Regions from separate parts of the Homo sapiens genome. Here region 2 is linked to region 1. Evidence: chromatin loops called from intact Hi-C (ENCODE). Cell type or tissue: gastrocnemius medialis. All regions are shown on one strand. Each heading gives the region's core, and the rest is flanking DNA. Links, peaks and the distances in the headings are about the cores only.

The links. Peaks named below come from ENCODE experiments on the same cell type or tissue, not always from the same donor. Only the 100,000 strongest peaks of a DNase experiment are listed, where the experiment ranks them.
Region 2: a loop joins it to region 1, with 2.9 times the contacts of the local background. A loop is called at or near these places in 1 of 110 quality-filtered maps.

Annotation. Positions count from the first base shown.
Region 1 is chr9:13,607,018-13,609,934 of GRCh38, forward strand. No RefSeq gene overlaps it. Among named protein-coding and RNA genes, the nearest start is that of LINC01235, 180 kb to the left of the region's middle. In gastrocnemius medialis, for the core only: no CTCF peak of the experiment used is centred there; a DNase peak (open chromatin) is centred at 1,364; H3K4me3 peaks cover 1,497 bases; H3K27ac peaks cover 1,781 bases.
Region 2 is chr9:13,728,038-13,730,954 of GRCh38, forward strand. No RefSeq gene overlaps it. Among named protein-coding and RNA genes, the nearest start is that of LINC00583, 200 kb to the right of the region's middle. In gastrocnemius medialis, for the core only: no CTCF peak of the experiment used is centred there; DNase peaks (open chromatin) are centred at 314 and 1,224; H3K27ac peaks cover 1,784 bases.

The DNA of each region.
Region 1 (2,917 bases), core at 236-2,735:
GAATGAGGGAAAACCCACTAAAATATAAAGCTACTTCAAGCAGAAGAGTATTTTCATCTTATTGCTTTCTTAGTGACCACACCCATCTCATTTTCTTACCTGGCTCAGTACCAGGCCCAGAGGGAGAGGTTTTAAATTTTTATTTTTTTTAATTGAAAACGGATGCTGCACCTTGTTTTTCAAGCCTGCATTTTTCATCAGAAAGAAAAAAAAAAGAACACCTCGCCAAGTATTAGTTTGTTACCTATGCAACCACATAAAACCTAGGAATCAAAACTTGGCATTCAGCTTTATAGACAGTCACACTGGAAAAATCAAGAAAGTCCCAAATAAGTTTGTTGTCTTCCCAGGACATCTCATTTCAAATTGTGTGTCTGATTCTCTCATCCATCTTCTCTACAGAGTTTCTTTTGGCGTTATATTTCCTGTATTGTCAGAAACGAAGCTACATTTAAAAGGTTAAATCAAATAAACCCAGCTACAAAAGGGTTTATAAAATAATCATAGTTGTGAACAGCAAGGAAAGAGGACAACCACTAAAACCATAAAGGGAATCCTTCATGGATGGCCGTGCTTTAAAGTTCACATGAGCTATGTAACATTAGATGCTTTTAAAATTCAGAGGACAAAGTACAGGCATGTTTGTGCATTTCTCTTTCATTTGACAAGTTTTTTTTAGTTAGGTCTGGACCAGATACTCTCTGCTGCTTGCACATGTGTAATTGAGGAGTTTGCTTTGGTAATGTTTTCCACTTTCAAACTTGTGTACTATCAAGAGGTAAGAACAATCCCACCTCCTTCTAAACCCCAAAGTGACACCAAATTCCGGCTTGATCTCCTCAGTGTCAGAACCAGCATCCATTTGAAATATTGTCCAAGCAACTTACTGGTATCTTGGGAAGCTGTTAATCACAGACTGCCCTGCCTTCTGTGAAACTGACAGCATTTGGAAGGCTGCTGGGCACACTAAATTTAAAAGTAAATGTTTGGCAGCTTCAGCCGTCCTCAAGTTTGGCAAGGAGAGTATAATCAACAAAGGGGCATTACTTTTAATTGTATTTAAAAATATAAGTCCCTGCAGTATCCAGAGCTGTGTGCTCTGAGAGGCCCTTGTGCTGTTTGCCCCTTTGCACCAGGGGGGATGCAGTTTATACAAGCAGGCTTTGTTTTAATTAGTGCAGCAAGCAGCCTCCCTCCCCACCTCCTCCTTTCAATGCTTCCAGTTTACAATTGTCCATAACCCCCTCAGCTAAAAATTGTTACCAAGAAAAATTCCACAGAAACCAAAAGAAAAGGGCCAGCAGAGACTGTGCTTTTAAAGAGCTTTTCCAGACTGACTCGGCAGAGCTGTCTGCAGGGAGTGAGTCGCTGAGCTATTATTACTCCAATGGGTTTCAGCTCCGGGGATGTCCCCCAAGGTTAACAAGATAGTTCCGTTAAAAATAACATTAAATTCTTCTCCCTACCCCTTCCCCCAAAAGGGGAAAAACAACAACATGCCCACCTTTTAATAACATTAAGGATCTGGTTTAAAGTGACAAAAGCCAGAAAATTCTAATTTAAGGGGGTTAGAATTCTATCTCCAAGCCACGTCTTTGAGGACGAATAAAATCCAGACTTAATGAGGTGAGTTAAGGATAAAGTGCCAGCTTTAACCCAGCATTACAGAGCTTTTGTGCCTCCTGAGGCAGGCTCTTCTGAATGTTGAAGCAGTAGATAGCAAAAATTAGTGTTTAAAAGAGAAACAACTTAAGGTGGGATGAGAAGCACATTGTATGAAATCGTAGTCTTGGACAAACGTTGTTTTACGTTTAGCAAAGAAAAGCACTTGGTTCTTGCGCGCTGATCAAAACCTTTGTCATCTGATTAGTTGTGCGAAGGATTTTTTTGTGCTGCATCTTTTTCCTTTTGATTTTCAACATTGCACACACCCACAAATTCAAGTCTTCATTTTCATTGAAATCATGTTGAACAATCACTCCTTTTATTCTTTAATTAAAAAAAGAGATGCTCAGGAGGGAAGATTTTGTAAAGTATTTGAAATTCATGCTTTGTTGGACCACTGGATTATAAAAGCTGTGAAGGTGTCATTAGAGACTTCGCATAATCAGTGACTGGGTATAGATCAATATCACTCACTCATTTCCAGGACAGAGACTGGTTTGCGACCTGTGTTCACAGTTTCCTTCAAGGTATACAACCATGTGGAGAAAGGACTTCTCAAATTAGGATTTTAAACTGAAGTATTTTCAGGTTAAAATGTTTACAGTCTTAAACTACTTTGATTCCATTATATTTGTGCATATTTTTAAAATATAAAATTTAAGCGTTTTTGAGAAGAAATACTATGTACTCGTGTGATATCAAATAAGCCTCATTTATTCACTTGGAAAATGAATATAATTTTTAGGCAATTATCAGTGTAATTTTTTTCTCCCTATTAAAAAAGAAAATTTCTGTTTCTTGTTTGCCTCTTTCTAACTTGTTTGTTGTAAACATCTCAAACTGACCTTTTAAACTCTAATTTTATGCTGAAATGAATATTTCCATTACTCCCAACACTGATATATCCATGGAGCTAAAGGAAAAAAGCCCATTTCCTACATATTAGTTAGAGAAAATTAAAAAAAAAATCTATTTCTATCAGTGGGTGAGGGGACATCATGGTTTTTGCAACAACCATGTTTGGTAAAATATGATAACCAGAGTTCTCCAAAGCTGGATGTATATCCACAAGTAGCAAGCTGCTCCACTGTGGTCCTGTCATAAACAAAGTATTGTGCTGTGCTCTCTGGGCTCCAGTAGCGATTTGACTTAGAAATTTTGTATAACCTTGTTTTTCTCATGTGAAGATGATGGCACTAATCAAGGATAGCAGTATTTTCACTTTAGGCAGTTTTTTGGTGTGTTATTAGAA
Region 2 (2,917 bases), core at 249-2,748, 120 kb after region 1:
CAAAGGATTCTCAATGTTCGATGCTAATATCAGAATCTAAAATCAGAGTCTTACAAAATTTAGGGCTAAATGAGCTAAGGGCACAGAAAAGCTCAAAGTGGCTTGTGTAACCAAAGAACAGCTACTCCTTCTCATTTGCCTCATTCAGGGGATGAATTGCTCCTTCTCTTCCTCTTCATCCCCCACATCCTAAACACATTTCCTGAAAGACCTTCTGGTTAAGTTCTCATCCCCTTGGCAAGGCAACTTGTCTGCTGAGCCAGTCAGCTGTCTCATTGAGATTCACTGCCAGGTGGACAGCTTTGATGGCAAGGAGGTGGCGTTCCGCCCAGTTAAGCAGCTTTCAAGCCTCAAGCCATAAAGATGAGCTCCTGGCCCTCCTTCCTCCAGGAGGATACTGCAGACATATTGCCTGCCCTTGGAAGGATGGCTTTCCTGTGGTGCAAATTATTGAGCTGTGCAGAACACCTTACTTACTGCTCTCTCCTCAGAGCACTTGAGACACAGACCTTGTCCAGTTTCTTGTGTCAGCTTTTTTTCCCGTGAAAGGTGCTGTTCAAGTAATTAGCTCGAGTTGGAAGCAAGCAGTAAGTTAGGGGCATATGTGTTTTTTTTTTTCAGCTGAGGCTGATCTTTGCATATACACCAGGGGAAAAAATCCTATGCTGTAAGATATGTACAAAATAAAAGAGCCCATGTTTCTGAATGAACATTTCTTTTTTCAATAGTCCTTGCACACCTTTTCAGCTAGATAAACCAATAGCTTTACACCTTGAGCAATGATGCTGTTTTCTAGCCCATTTTATAGACGTGAATATTAAGAACAAAAGATGGCCACAGACTTGAATATGACATTTTAAAAACGAACAGAATATTTTACATATTTTTATCAGAAAGGTATATGTGTCCATTAAAAATACAGGTGGGGGGAAACAAAAATCTCCTATTAAGACAGCAAGTAGAGAAAATTGTCATGGAGGAAACCTGTTTAGAAAACTCACCAGTAAAGAATGGGCAGTTGGAATTTTGTGAGGAGCACTTGCTGGGAGTGGGCTATGCTGTTGTTTTCACCGATTCACTGCCTCTCAGAAAGGGAGGCAGAGAGGAGCTGCCTCTCCCCTTGTGCATGTGAGAGAGGGTGTCAAGGAAACTCTGGGTCTTGCTATGCTTACGCAGGAGTTTGGTGAGCAGAATGTGCCAATGTCCAACATCCACCTGGAAAATCTAAAGGCAGAGATGAGTCATCCAGCTGGTTAGCTAGTGAAGCAAAAAAAGAACTGTTGCCACACTGGGGTGAGCTGCTTGCCTAGAGTGTGTCAAGCTGAAATGTGCGTGAATATTTACTGCAGGACATCAGGGTGGAGGTGGAGGATTAAGCCAAATGTGAAACATTTCAAATCCTGCTCAACAGGATACCCTTAAAAAGGGCTGGACAGGGGACTCAGATAGAGACACTCCACGTGGAAGACCACAGGAAAAGAAAGTGGAGTACAGCTGGAGTAAAATGAATTGTCTGCATCATGGGATGTTCCATCACATTTTGGCTTTGTAAAGAAACAAAACACACATGTACCCAACAATGAGTCAATCTGCCAAGGCCAGAAGTTGTGAAGCCATCTTTTGAAAGCACCAGTTTGCGTAAGAATGTTTCTGTCCTTCTTTGCCATCTTTCCTGTCCTCTATGCAATTTTTTCTATTCTCCTCAGGGTTAGCCAAATAGAGAAGAAAGGGTGGACGTCAACAGTGGGGAAAGAGGAAAGAAAGGCTACGTGCCACCACTCCCAATGTTGGTTGCAGGCAGTTTGATTATAGTTGCTCCTAGCAGGCCAGCTGAATGAGGAATGGCGAATCCTTATGTTTAAGACTGAAGTGTTGGCTAACATATTAGATGGGCTGTTTTTGAAGAAACACTGTGTATTGCAACCAACATCACTGTAAGATTTTGGTCTAATAATCAAAGTTGTCATAATATTCCAGGGGTAAGGAAAAAATCGAATAAATATTAAAAGGATAGTAAGAGATGTAAAAGAGAGTCATATAGACTCTGTCACAGCTGCACAGCTGCTGTAGTAGCTCAAAAAACAGCCATGACAGTATGTAAATGATGGGTGTGGCTGTTCTCCCATAAAATTTGCAGGCTACCGTGGCCCATGAGCTATAGCTTGCCAACTCCTGTTCTGCATCATCATTTTTAATGACTGCATAGAGTTCCATTCTGCAATTTTAACCAGATCCTATTTAATCATTACACTGCTGTTGGACATTTAAGTTGTTTCTAAAGTCTGCTACAAAAGGTGATGCTTGGATGCACATCTTTGTGCATAAAACTTGATGCCCATCTTATTTATTGTCTGTTCCTAACGTGCAACTTCTGGGACAGTTCCCATTTTAAGGGCTTTTGAACAATATTGCCAAATTGCCCTCAAGAAAAGTTGTAACAGTTTTCTTACTCACCAGTGGGGTGAGAGAGTGTCCATTTCCCTACAAGATAGACTACAAAGGGGAACCCGTTGCACATACATCTCACACATTTTAAAATAACGAAATGGAAGCTGGGCAGATTGTGTGCCTGAAGTGGTTTATTAGTTACAGTCTTGGTCCAGGAGATAGTGAGGCCCAACTGTCTCTGTTACATGATGCTGCTTCTAAGAGACACAGTGAGAACAGATGATTATCCACTTCTGAAATCTCTGGCTACTGTCTGGCATCACATTTTCTCGATTTTGTTTCCATGGGCTGCCGTGATTACAAGCAGAGTGAACCAGTGAACCAAACCGAGAGTGGGCACACACAGTAAATGATAACCCTATTCTAACCTTGTCGCACAGTGTGACCCTGGGCAAGACCCTGAACCTCAGCTGTGTGGCAGCTTCTCCGCAGAAAAATGTGACAGCACCCTCCGGGGAGAAAGAAACTA